Regions from separate parts of the Homo sapiens genome. Here region 1 is linked to region 2. A link is an interaction called in ENCODE POLR2A ChIA-PET data of the cell type or tissue named here. Cell type or tissue: GM12878. All regions are shown on one strand. Each heading gives the region's core, and the rest is flanking DNA. Links, peaks and the distances in the headings are about the cores only. Region 1 holds the start of LOC105369325 (a long non-coding RNA gene). Region 2 overlaps VPS37C (VPS37C subunit of ESCRT-I).

What was found. Peaks named below come from ENCODE experiments on the same cell type or tissue, not always from the same donor. Only the 100,000 strongest peaks of a DNase experiment are listed, where the experiment ranks them.
Region 1: POLR2A ChIA-PET joins it to region 2 with 6 read pairs; 3 of 35 experiments call an interaction of 5 or more read pairs at or near these places.

Annotation. Positions count from the first base shown.
Region 1 is chr11:61,088,521-61,095,587 of GRCh38, forward strand. It overlaps LOC105369325 (a long non-coding RNA gene), which reads right to left and starts at 3,838. Exons shown (of 2, transcript NR_188502.1): 1 at 3,777-3,838. It also overlaps a transcript of CD5 not described here. RefSeq lists enhancers at 3,111-3,160, 3,439-4,401. In GM12878, for the core only: no CTCF peak of the experiment used is centred there; a DNase peak (open chromatin) is centred at 3,965; H3K4me3 peaks cover 1,494 bases; H3K27ac peaks cover 1,724 bases.
Region 2 is chr11:61,140,209-61,147,275 of GRCh38, forward strand. The region is part of intron 1 of VPS37C (VPS37C subunit of ESCRT-I); the gene reads right to left. Among named protein-coding and RNA genes, the nearest start is that of VPS37C, 18 kb to the right of the region's middle. In GM12878, for the core only: no CTCF peak of the experiment used is centred there; no DNase peak of the experiment used is centred there.

The DNA.
Region 1 (7,067 bases), core at 2,971-5,470, 50 kb before region 2:
AGGATATGATTGTGCAAAAATATTTATCACAGTTATTTTTAATAGCAAAAAAAAAAAAATGAGGAGCTGGGTAAAGTGGCTCACGCCTGTAATCCCAGCACTTTGCGGGGCTGAGGCAGGAGGATCGCTTGAGCCTAGGAGTTTGAGACCAGCCTGGGCAACACAGCGAGACCCTATCTCTACAAAAAATTTGTTTTTAAAAATTAACCAAGCGTGGTAGCTCATGCCTGTAGTCCCAGCTAAGGCCGAGGAAGGAGGGTCACTTGAGCCCAGGAAGTCAAAGTAGCAGTGAGCTGTGATCGCACCACTGCACTCCAGCCTGGGCAACAGACTGAGATACTGTCTCAAAAAAAAAACAAAAAAAAAAAGAGTAAACAACACAAATGTCCAATAATAGGGATTGGTTAAGTAAAAATCAGAACTTTTATTAGCTATTGTAGACCCATTTTTAAAAACCATGTTATATAAGTCTATGACATGGCACGACACTCAAGATATACTTTAAGAAAAAAAGCAGATACAAAGATATCTCTTTATATATATCTACATATAGATATCTGTGTGTATATATCTTAAGTATATTTATAAAAGATATATAATTTATATAAAATATATATACCTCGTACATATAAACATGTATATCACAAATACATGATACTAATTTTGAAACAGTAGATTATCGTAATTATAAATTGAAAAGAATAAAATATATAACATATTAACTGTGGTCATAATGAATGGTAGGATTGTGAGTGGTTTTATTTTTTCTTTATATTCTATAGTTTTGCTAATTTTTCACAAAAGCATGCATTATTTTTATTATTAAAAAATCACGTTATAAAAATGTTATATGTTTTACATAATTATACAAACAAATACCAGGACTTTTTTCTTTAAAAGATTTTCTGCAGACCCCTTTTAAAATAAAATCCTTACCCAACCTCATGCTACCATCTTGATCAAATCTCACCCCCACAATTAATTTCTGTAAATGTAGAAACTATTCAACTCATTGATATTTTTATTTTATGAAAATAAGACTGCAATATATAAATTGTTCTGAAATTTAATGTTTTCACTGAGCAAAAATATCATGGACATTTCTCTGTGTCAGGATACGGGGATCTATGAGCCCTTTCTTGATGGCTATATTCCCAACTATTCCAGAGTGTAGCTGGTTTGGAACTTATTTGCCCTTTGCCCTATCTTTCCCGTGTTTTATTATCCGTTGGTGACTTCAGCACCCCTGTGCATACTGCCTTGCACCCTGGTGAGTATAGGAGGCTTCTCTAAAGGTAATAGTGTATACGAGATTTTTTTTTAATGTGGCTTTTGCCATTTTATCCCTTAAAAATGGCTGTATCAATTTTCCAGCTTCTGGTAACTGATATTCTTTAAATGAGACTCCAAGCTTCAACTGACAGATTGAGGAATCTGGTGGACCATCTGGTGCAGCGCCTTTATTTCACAGATAAACTGAGACCCGGGGGGAGAGACTCCACCCTAGGCACGGAGCCAGTGAGGGGCTGAGCCAGGATGCTGCCCACAGCGTCCCACTTCTGGACCCATCTAGAAGCCACTACGCTAGCAGGACTCAGAAGTCATTGTCCTCATGCTTCCCTCAGCCTGGAAAATTGATCCCACCACCAAGCTGGAAAACCACTCATCCTTTGGGTCTTCATCTAGATGTCACCCCCTCCAGGAAGCCTTCCCTGATTTTCCCAGAGGCTGGATTGGACACGCGTCCCCCTCTGTGCTCCCTCAGGCCTGGCCTTTCCATGCTGTGTCCCAGTTGCCTGTCAGGTAGCCTCCCCACTGGGCTGGAAGCTCAGGGCGGTGGTGGGGGGTGCGGGGAGCAGGGTGTGCTTGTCAGTCTGTTTCATGTGTCCCTGCTGAAAGCTTCTCTGTCAATCATTCATTTGTTCAAGAAATAGCTTTGTGCCGGGTGCTAGGTGCGGGGGAGAGAAGGCAGGAGCGCTCCTGACCAGTGTCAGGTCTTCAGGAACGCTAAGCACTGCTCTAAGAAGCTGAGAGCCACGCTGAAGCTCTGCGTGCTGACCGCCACGTGAGCCTTTTCCACAAGTGCACCCGGCCAGCCTCCCAACATCCCTTCAAGGCAGGCTGTGTTCCACCCGTTTTACAGATGGGATCTGAGGCTCCAAGGGCCAAGGCTGCCACACCGAGGACACACAGTTGGGTCAGCCGGCCTCCTAGGCCCCCAAGATCTCTACTGTGACACAGCGAAACCCCTAAATGGCCACGAGAAGCACCAGCCTGAGATGAGAGAGAGGCTGCACCAGGGCAAGGGGTGCCTGTGGAAGAGGAGGCCTGGCGGTCCAGTCCAAAGCTCACTGTTGGTTATCTGTGCACCTTGGAGAATTCACATAACCTCTCTGATCCTCAATTATTTCACATGAACAACAGCCTTCATTAACACCTGTCGTACACTACTAGGAGGCCTTATTTTCTCAACCAAAGCCTATGCCTTATGGTCGAACAAGTCTAATCTTACAGTAGCAGCGGAAGAGTGAATATGAATGCTGAGTCCTCAGGGCCTCAGGCTGCGGGATGTGTGACTGGCACCCCGGGCTGTGGGCAGGCCTACAGCAGGCCTGGGTTGGGGGGCAGGTAGCAATGGAAAGGGGCTCCAGGAACACAGCCCCAGTGAGGGGAACTTGAGGAGGGCCCAGCAGAGGCGGGGGCGAATGCAGCCTGAGCCAACCAGCCCGCTCACGCCAGGGTACCACTGATCACAGACCTTCCAGAAGCCACAGGAGGCTGCCTAGTGTTGTCCGTGAGGGGCTAGGAAAGTAGGGGGTCAGTGGGGGAGCCTTATCTGTCCCTCCAGGCAAGACGGCCTCCTCCCCAGCTGCTCGACTCGCACCTGGACTTGGGGAAAGTACACACACTGAGACACCTTCCCAAGCCAGCGGGACCCTGTTCAGGCCACTTGGAATCCTCAGTCTTCTGCCCCTCCCCAAAGCCCTGACACTCACTCAACACTCAGCTCCCTCTCACACTAGCGAAAGAGGTAAACCTCCAGGCCCCACACAGAGAAATCCCCCACCTCCGACTGGACTCGGCACGCCAGTCAAACACTTTCATGCTGGGTTCCTAGGACAAGAGAGCTGGGCCTCGGGACCATCCAATCTCTGCATTTTACATATGAGCCAACCTCGGCCCAGAGCATGACAGGGACTTGACTGCAAAGGTGCCAAAGGTGAGACTCGAATGCAGGTGCCACCAGGCCAGCGCGTCTCCACCACACTGCACGCCACATGCATGTCCAGACCTGGATCCTAGATCCTCCTTCTCCCCCTCCCCACCCCCCACCAACAGCCAAACTGGGTGGGAACAAAGCTGGGGGAGGAGAGGCACTTCCTGAGCTGGCGGGGAGGGGAGTGTTGCGAAGTCAGCTCCCTGGGTGCCCCCACCCCCACAGCCAAACAGAGGTTTCCAAGGATCCAGGTCACTGAGTCATCCACACACACTTGTAGGCCTCTTCTGCCCTTCTCATCTGGCCACCAGGCCATCCATTATCTTTGGGAATCATTCCATAGATTTCTTCCTTCATTCATTCAACAAACCCTGAGGTCCTACTATGCACCAGTCACATTCCTCAGCCTCCTTCACCTCCTCCCTCCCACCCTCAGCTCCTCCCCTTTCCCCAGATCCTAGTGCCCCTTTGCCCCAGTGAAGAGGGCACACCTGGGGGCACTGAGGAGTCACCGAGTCCAGAGGGGTGACAGACACAGGCACACCCCACCCCAGATTACCTGGTGTGGCCCACGGCAGCACCGGCAGGCACCTCTCCGGTAGAGGTTGAGGAGGTTCTGACACCCGGCCCTGGGGGCTCAGCAACCCCTTCCCCCACCTTCAGCCTCTACTGGGCCTCGCTGCCTGGAAAACCCAGCCTGGGCTCAGCTGACTTCCTCTTGTGTCATGGAAAGTGCAGTGATGGGGACAGGAAACTCCCGCCAGGGATCTGAGGTCTGAGTGGGGACAGGGGCCCAGAGGTTTCTGGACCTGGAGGCCCGGAGGGGTGAAAGGGGCAGGGGTAACTTATGGGGGTGGGCAGCAGGGAGGGAGCCTATAGGGCAGTGTTCTCAGAGGGCAGCGACCCCCTCCACTAGGGTCGAGGCAGTGCCAAGCCCTGGGGGCCTGGAAGACAGCAACCCGAGGCCCTGAGCTACTTTCAGTTTTCCAAAACCAAACTAACAAACAAAAAGAGTAGAAGTTGTACTGTGATGAAGACTCTGAGATCAAAGCAAAGCCCAAATGTTTGGTTTGTTTTCTTTTCTTTGGGTAAGGAGGTGGGGAGTGGTGGCAAGGGTGGCAGAGTGAGGAAAACGTGGGATCATACTTCAGCGTTGACCTCCTGGGGCCGAATACTTTACCTTCTGAGCCTCAGTTTCCTCATCTGTGAAATGGAAAGCTGTGCCCACTTCCATGATAATTGGGAAGACTGAAGGAGCTGACGCCTCTGGCTAGAGGAAGGTGCTTAGTAAAACTTTCCTCGCTCTTTTGGGCTGCAATTATGTACACTGAGTGTGGGAACAGGGGCTGTGAAGGGCTGCTTACTGCACACAGCTGTGTGACCCACGAACAGCACTCATCAAGAAAAAACATCCCAGCAGAGTCTTTGGTGCTAAGAAGGGTGGAGCCATGTCTGTCTCTTTCGTCTTCACATCCCTGGGCTTAGCATGGGACAAATATTGATAAATGAATGAGTGAATGAATGAATGAATGAAAGAGGCTGGGATTTCCAGAGTCAAGGGACCAGGAAGGATGGATGTGAGGGCAAGGGGCAGGGGGCAGGGAACTGGGCCAGGCCTGGCCGGGAGGGGCCGGGTGAGGTTTCCCCATCCCAGGCTGAGGGCACCTCTGGCGGGAGGAAAAGGCACCTCTGAAGGCTGGATGAGGGATGGGTGTGGCCCCAATCACAGCTACCTTAGGAGTTCTCTTTCCTTGATCCTGGGGTGGGGGTCAAAGCTTCCCTCTGCCAAAGAGGTTCAAGCATGCAGCACCCTCCAGCCCTGAGTGAGCAGAAACCGGGGAGTGTCTAAGTGGGTCTAAGGGAGGAGACCACCCCTCCTATTGTCTTATGCCCGATTTCTGCCTCCAAAGAAAGAAGAAGTAAAAACTAAAAGGCAGAAATGAAATCCACAAGCAGACAGCTCGGCGCCACACCCTGGGCCTGGTAGTTAAAGATCGACCCCTGACCTAATCGGTTATGTCATCTATAGATTACAGACATTGTATAGAAAAGCACTGTGAAAATCCCTGTCCTGTTCTGTTCTAATTACCGGTGCATGCAGCCCCCAGTCACGTACCCCCTGCTTGCTCATTCGATCACGACCCTTTCAAGCGGACCCCCTTAGAGTTGTAAGCCCTTAAAAGGGACAGGAATTGCTCACTCAGGGAGCTCGGCTCTTGAGACAGGAGTCTTGCTGATGCTCCCGGCTGAATAAACCCCTTCCTTCTTTAACTTGGTGTCTGAGGGGTTTTGTCTGTGGCTTGTCCTGCTACATTTCTTGGTTCCCTGACCAGGAAGCAAAGTGATTAACGGACAGTTGAGGCAGCCCCTTAGGCAGCTTAGGCCTGCCTTGTGGAGCATCCCCGCGGGGAACTCTGGCCAGCTTGAGCGACACGGATCCTCAGAGCGCTCCCAGGTAGGCAATTGCCCCAGTGGAATGCCTCGTCAGAGCAGTGCATGGCAGGCCCCTGTGGAGGATCAACGCAGTGGCTGAACACAGGGAAGGAACTGGCACTTGGAGTCCGGACAACTGAAACTTGGTAAGACTAGTCCTTGGAACTTGCCCACTCCATTTGAGTGGAAGCATGGCCCAATCACCCATGGCATGCCTTTATCAGCACTTTGGTTTTGGTTTTGGTTTTGACTTGGTTTGAATCGCTTGACAGGACTGGTCTTGGGAACTTGCCTACTCCATTTGAGTAGAAGCGTGTCCTGATCACCCACAGTGTGCCTGTACCAGCACTTTGGTTTTTGTTTTTGACTTGTCTTGGATTGCTTGATACTTTGGTTTTGGTTTTGACCTGGCTTGGATTTCTTGATACTCTGATTTTGGTTTTGATTCTGGCTTGGCGTAAACTGTAAAAGTGTGTGTGTGCCCTTTTTACCCGTTCTTTGTTTTGTGGTGTGAGCATGGTGTTTTGTCTCGAGGAAACATGGGTCAGACACAAAGTAAGCCTACCCCACTAGGAACTATGTTGAAAAATTTCAAAAAGGGATTTAAGGGAGACTCTGGAGTCACTATGACACCAGGAAAACTTAGAGCTTTGTGTGAGATAGACTGGCCAGCATTAGAGGTGGGTTGGCCATCGGAAGGAAGCCTGGACAGGTCCCTTGTCTCGAAGGTATGGCACAGGGTAACCTGTAAGCCAGGGCACCCAGATCAGTTCTCACATATAGATTCTTGGTTACAGCTAGTTTTGGACCCCCCGCAGTGGTTAAGAGGACAGGCAGCAGCAGTACTAGTAGCAAAGGGACAGTTAGTTAAGGAAGGTTCTCGATCCCACCCGCCGAGGGAAGTCAGCACCAAAAGTCCTGTCCAACCCAACACCAGAAGAGTCACAGCAGGAATTGGTACCAGCAGTATCCCCTCCTTATCAAGAGGAAGGGCTCCCCACTCCTGAGCCCACAGCACCTACAACTCCACCAGATAACCACACCCCAGACCACCCAGAGTAGACAAAAGAGGAAGTGAAGCCACGGGAGAAACTCCTCCCTTGAAAGCTCGCTTACAGCCCAAGACTGGAATCCAAATGCCCCTGAGAGAGCAGTGATATACTGGGGTAGATGAGGACGGACACATGGTGGAAAGGCGTGCCTTTGTGTATCAACCTTTTACCTCTGCTGACCTCCTCAATTGGAAAAATAATACTCCATCTTACACTGAAAAGCCTCAAGCTTTAATTGACTTGCTCCAAACTATTATACAGACTCATAATCCTACTTGGGCTGACTGCCACCAGCTGCTCATGTACCTCTTTAATACAGGTGAAAGGTGAAGGGTGCTCCAGGCGGCAACTAAGTGGCTAGAGAA
Region 2 (7,067 bases), core at 1,528-4,027:
CAAGGTTATAGCTGTGTGGTCAGATGCACCCTTCTCCAGGTCTCAGTTTCCCCATTTGCAGTAGGAAGCGAACGGCATCTCCTAGGGCCATCAGAAAGGTAAGAGGAGGACTGAGAAACGACCACATGTTCCCATGTACCAGGAAGTCCCAGTGCACTCCTCAGGGGACCCTCCCCCCACCCACTCAAGGGTGCCCTGGTTTAAACAACAAATCATATGGCCACTGATAAAGAACTATCCATACAGGGACGAGACCAGTATTTGTTATGTCTTGAGGGTTAAAAGTGGCCCCCAACCTCTAAGCAGGGATTGCCAAACTTCAGTGTGCACCTGAATTCCAGCAAAGCTCACTGACCATACAGGTGGCCAGCCCCTCCCACAGAGCTCTGCATTAGTAGGTCAGGGCAGGGCCCGGAAATCCGGAATCCCTCCTGGAGAGACTGACACAGTTGGTCCAGGGCCAGATTTTGAGAAGATGACAGCTCTATGCCAGTCCTATCACAGTGGAGACCCCTGGTTTCTGAGTACATGCAACGTCAGTTTTCCCTGAGCTGTTCTCCCCTTACAAGGAGAGGTAGCAGCAGCCATGTCATATGCAGACAGGGTATCAGAAAGGTTACAGTCACAGCCAGCAAACAGCAGAGCCAAAATTCAAACCTGCATTCTGTCCACACCTCACCTTACCGCTCCAAAACCCTTGGTCTAAAAGCCCCAGAGCCAGGTCGGACACGGTGGCTCACACCTGTAATCCCAACACTTTGGGAGACCAAGGTAGAAGGCTCATTTGTGGCCAGGAGGTCAAGACCAGCCTAGGCAATATAGCATCTGATTGTAAAAATTGTAAAATGAAATAAAATAATGAAAATAAGTAAAAGCTGGGCCAGGTGCAGTGGCTTATGCCTATAATCCCAGCACTTTGGAAGGCCAAGGTAGGCAGATCACCTGAGGTCAGGAGTTCGCGACCAGCCTAGCCAACATGTTGAAACCCTGTCTCTACTGAAAATACAAAATTAGCCCGGCGTGGTGGCACACACTTGTAATCCCAGTTACTCCGGAGGCCCAGGCACCAGAATCACTTGAACCTGGGAGGTGGAGGTTACAGTGAGCAGAGATCATGCCACTGCACTCCAGCCTGGGCAACCGAGCAAGACTCGGTCTCAAAAAAAAAAAAAGAAAAGAAAGTAAGTAAAAGCTAGAGCTAGAGCAGGGAAAGAGCAGCCTGCAGATGGCCTGGGCTGGAGCAGAACCCTGGGAGGAACACTGGCAGCACACCCCAAATCCAAACCCAAATGAGCTGGCCACAAGCAGAAGCAACATTGTGAAGATACCGAAACACATCAGGGGCACAGGCTCCAGCCAGCCAGAGACAGTTCAAGTCCAGGCCCTGCCCCTCGCACAGGTGGAACCTCCCTGAGCCTTGAATTCTTCACCTGTAAAATAAGACTCACAACAGCCCCTCCCTCACAGGGCGGGTGCGAGGTCCAATGGGATAGCACAGGCGGTGCTGGCTCGGTGCCAGGCCTGGCCTGGAACAGAACTTGCAGGGCCACAGCAGCTGCACCCATATCGGCTCCACCCAAGGGGAGGCCCACCACTGAGCATCTGCTCACTCCTGCAGTCAGGGCTGAGCACTGCAGGTGCAGCCAGGTGGAGGATGGAAGCTCTGTCGCAGGCAGCTAGCTGACCACACACAAACAGCACAGTCAGCACCACCATCTGTGAAAGCACCCAGCAGGTTCAGGACTCAGTCTCATACACGGAGGTCTCCACATGTGGGGAGGCCCCGAGAAGAGCCGAGATTCCCTGGGACAGGCACCAACTCCCCTCCAGCTGCTTACCACAGGAGGTGCCACCAGATGTTTGACAAGTATCACTTTTAATAAGGTAACACAGCCTCCAACAACACATCGCAAACTTTTGGGTCTCAGGACCCCTTTTCACTCTCAATGTTAAGGAGGACTCCAAAGAGTTTTGTTTATGTGGATTATAGCTATCGGTATTTACCATGTTAGAAATTAAAAGTGGAAGAAAAATTTTTTTTCAAACAGGGTCTCGCTCTATCGCTCAGGCTAGAGTGCAATGGCATGATCTCAGCTCACTTCAGCCTTAATCTCCCAGACTCAAGCAATCCTCCCACCTCAGCCTCCTAAGTAAACCGGACTACAGGCATGTGCCGCCACACCCAGCTAATTTTTTCAAATGTTTTGTAAAGATGGGGTCTCACTATTTGATCCAGGTTGGTCTCAAACTCCTGTACTCAAGTAATCCTCCCGCCTTGACCTCCCAAAGTGCTGGGATAACAGGTGTGAGCCACCACACCCAGAAGAGAAATTTTTAAAATACAAGAATACACAAACACTACCTTCCATTAGCTGCCAGAATGATGACATGATCATGGGTCATGCAGCCTCTGAAAACTGCACTGTACACTCATGCAAGAAAAGAGAGTGAAGAAAGAAAATAATGTCTCAGAATGATTATGAAAACTACTCTAACCTCATGGATGGCCTGAAAGGGTCTCTGGAAACCTCCAGGAGTCCCCCTGAAACACACTTTGAGAGCCACTGGTCTAGAGGTTAAGAGATGAGACTCTAAGGGGTGGGGGGAGGGGGGGAGGGGTAGCATTGGGAGATATACCTAATGCTAGATGACGAGTTAGTGGGTGCAGCGCACCAGCATGGCACATGTATACATATGTAACTAACCTGCACAATGTGCACATGTACCCTAAAACTTAAAGTATAATAAAAAAAAAAAAAGAATAGCTAAAAAAAAAAAAAAAAAAAAAAAAGAGATGAGACTCTGGGGCCAGACTGCCTCGGTATGAACCCATCTCTGCCACTTACTGTGTCATCTAACCCCTTTGTGCCTCAGTTTCTCAATCTGTAAAACAGAGCGGCGTGCGGAACACAGTAAGTACCACTAAGCATTTGCTGCTATGAGGACCCTGGCAACCATCTTAGACAGTGGGCGTCAATATCACCCCCACCTCACAGGGGAGGCTGGGAGAGGTGACGTTACTTGCCCAAGGTCATGCAGTTTGGAATGAAAATGCCTTTTCAGGTCCAGGGATTCTCAACATGTGCCTCATGGAGTCCCTGAGTCCTAAAATCCTCCTCCAGACCTAGAACTCTAGAATCTCCAGGATTCTTAATTTTTTTTTTTTTTTTTTTTTTTTTTTTTTTTTTAGATGGAGTCTTGTGCTGTCGCCCAGGCTGGAGTGCAGTGGCACAATCTCAGCTCACTGTAACCTCTACCTCCCGGGTTCAAGCAATTCTCCTGCCTCAGCCTCTTGAGGATTACAGGTGCCTGACACTAGCCTGGCTAATTTTTGTATTTTTAGTAGAGATGGGGGTTTCACCATGTTGGCCAAGCTGATCTTGAACTCCTGACCTCAAGTGATCCACCTGCCTCAGTGCTGGGATTACAGGTGTGAGCCATTGTGCCCAGCCAATTCTTTTTTTTTTCTGAGATGGAGTTTCGCTCTTGTTGCCCAGGCTGGAGTGCAATGGCACAATCTTGGCTCACGGCAACCTCCGCTTCCCGGGTTCAAGTGATTCTCCGGCCTCAGCCTCCCCAGTAGCTGGGATTACAGGCGTGCAACACCATGCCCAGCTAATTTTGTATTTTTAGTAGAGACAGAGTTTCTCCATGTTGGTCAGGCTGGTCTCGAACTCCTGACCTCAAATGATCCACCTGCCTCAGCCTCCCAAAGTGCTGGGATTACAGGCGTGAGCGACCACGCCCGGCCGATTCTTAATTTTTTTTTTTTTTTTTTGAGACGGAGTCTGGCTCTGTCGCCCAGGCTGGGGTGCAATGGCGCGATCTTGGCTCACTGCAAGCTCCGCCTTCCTGGGTTGACGCCATTCTCCTGCCTCAGCCTCCCGAGTAGCTGGGACTACAGGAGCCACCACCACGCCCGGCTAATTTTTTTATATTTTTAGTAGACACGGGGTTTCACCGTGCTAGCCAGAATGGTCTCGATCTCCTGACCTGGTGATCCACCCACCTCGGCCTCCCAAAGTGCTGGGATTACAGGCGTGAGCCACCGCACCCAGCCAATTCTTAATTTTTAATGAAGTTTTCATTTTAACTAGGCTACCTGGGTCTGACTAGTTTGGCATCTATTATCTTATTTTCCCCTTTCCCCAACACTCTGGGGGAACTCAGGGGGAGGCAACCCCATCTGACAGAGGAAAAGCAAAGACCCCAGGGGAGGAAGGGCCTTGTCACCCAGTCACCGCAGAAGCAGGAGGAGAACGCAGGCAGTGTTTTTTCTATAGGGTGAGCCCCCCCAGGACCCCAAGGGCACTTCCTAAGGCTTGGCTCTGTGTGGGCACGGCGGGACAGGTGACACCCAGGTGCACAAGACAGGGGTCTTCATGCCAGGATTTAGGCTTCAGATTTGCAGTGACGTGACAATGCACATCACAGAGGGAGGCAGCGTCACATACGGTCAAGACCAAGAGGCGGAACGTCACGGCCACAGCTCATGAGACGAGTGCCCAAGCTCTGGCCAGCTCGGCAGGGGAGATTCATGTGAAAACAGTGCCTGCCACGATGTCAAGCTTCTAACGGGCCAGGAGTCCCCCCTACACGGAGGCTGAGTCTGGGAAGGAGACCGGAGGCCTCCACCAAGCTGCTACCTCCTCTGCTCATGGGGCTCCCATTTCAGAAGGCACTGCTGGCATGTGCCAGACAAACATGTCCCAAATGAGGAGTGCTCAGGACCTTACTCCCAACTTTGCCAAATAGCTGGAGGCCAGATGTTCGTTTTGGGACTCAACTTTCCTTATCTGTAAAATGGGCAAACAAACCCTTACATGGCTCTTTTCTTCTGAAATCAAAGCCCTCTGTACTATCACACTGGTCTTTAATTGAAACAATAAATAAAGAGATCAAAGCCCTCTGTAAACTCTCCCGTTAATTTACATAACCTCTCTAGTATGTAAAGCCAGCATGAGCTTAAGTGCCTCCTATTTCAGAGATAAAATGAATCCCAGAAAGAAGCAGGAAGGACACTGCCCCACTGTGCGGGTGTTTTCATCTCACCAACATCTTTGCCCCACCTGCTCGGCAGGCCCATCAGAGGGGTGCAGTGAGGATAAGGTGTTTAGCCATAAGGCCCGAGATCCAGAGATTAGGAGCCCACGCAAGCACGCCAATTATCCCATCCCTCCCTGTCCCTGCCTCCGGGTTGGGGACGCCCACCTCACCGCCCTCATACAGCATCTCAGGCTGGGCAGGCAAGTGCCACCTTGTGGGGTTTACCACAGCATCACCCACCCCTGGAAATGACAGGTCCCTTTCTCTCACCAATGCCACAGCCATCACCTGCTCCTCAGAGCCATCAGCGAGGCTGGAAGCAGCAAGCACTTCCCTGGGTCCCTAATATGGAGAAGGGAGAACAGGAAACTCTTTTGCCCACAGCCCACAGAGCTGCTAAGAAGGTGCCCTTGAAGCTTGGTCATCCACTGCTGGTGGTGTCTGACTCCATCACCCAACGCAAGGGACAAGTCCAAAGTGACACTTCTCAGAGTGACCCCAGCCACCGCATATGTCTCAAAGTAGAGAACTAGGGGGTTCCTGAGATGTCCTTCGGGGACCCAGAGTCCATGGGCTTTTGTTTCTGGAGGGTGTGACGAGTCCAACTACCTGGGCCCCTCAGTACCAGAGCCCTGGCCCAGAGCCCCTCCCCCTGCCAAGATGCCCGGGAGGATGCAGCACTGCTCTAGTGACCCCCAGGGTTTGCTGCGCACGAGTAGGGAGTTGTTGAGGGTGAGAATAAATCGACCCCTTGAAGACAAGGAGAATGTCTCACTCATCTTCGTCAACCCAAGCCCAGCAGACTGGCTGTCAGATAGCTCACAATAACGTTTGCCCAAAAAGTGATGGAGACAGGAAGGAGAGAACAAGTCACTGAAGACGTGGGGACAGAGAACGGGCATTCTTCCCCTTACCCCCGCCTGCTCGCATTTCTCCACTCCCTTAATGAATCAATACTTATGAAGCAATTGCATTTGCCAAGAATACTGTGAGACCCACATCAAAGGAGGAAGGATAAATGGGGGCAGCAGGATGTGAGCAAATATTTGGGGGGTTCTTACTATGAGCCAGACATGGCATTCACAGGTAAGAGCTGATCCTAACTCTCAAGTAACTCAGTTTCATTTTAAAAAGTCAAAAATACTCACAATAATTCATCATGAATACAGATGAGAGCAGCGTAACAGAGGCAGAGACCAACAGAGTGAGGAGGAGAGATGGGCCGCTCTGTGGGCCTGGAAAGCTTGGCCACAGGGGCCTGCGCATGCCATGCCAGGAGCAGCACAGCCCAGGCGGGAGCCACTGCAGATCCAAGGGGCTGGGAGGGGAGGAGGAGGGAGGGCTGCGGGGCAGGCGGCTGCACAGGTTCACAGGTACAGCAGAAAACACCTTTTCTGGGGTGATATCATCAACTCGAAAGTGATCTGGCTGGGAGGGAACAAGGTGAGAAAGCTATGCGTGAGCCAGTCTGCGTTCCTTGCACAGAGAAGAGGAACAGTGCCCCTGGTTCCTCACTACCAGCCCCTGAGAAGGAAGAACACTTGCTTTTGTTTTTTCCTTTTGCTTTTTAAAGTTGTCTCTCTGCAGTTTTCACCCCCACCAGAGGTCCCAACCCCAGTGGCCTACAAAGGCCAGGCTGGTAGTAGGAGGCCAAGCGACAGGCAGAGTGTGTATGGCTGGAAAGCGGCCCTGGTGATTCTAGGCCCCTCCTGCAGCCTTGCCAGCTTTCCCAGACCCATCAGCTCTCCAAAGGGAAGCCAGAAATCTACATCTAGGTGCATCTTCCCATTTTTAAATTTCAACTCAAAGTTGTGAGAAACTGGGTGGGCCATCAAAACCCACAATTCAGGTGTGACCTGAATTGATGCCATATCCTCTATGGGAGACAAGTGCAAGGGTACAGATCACAGAAAAGGGGGTGGGGCAGAGGGGAGAGGTGATAAAGACATCCCACAAGAATCCTGGAGCCCCACCATTTGCCACAATGCACTGAAAGGAGGTTGGGGTGGGGGCACAGGCTG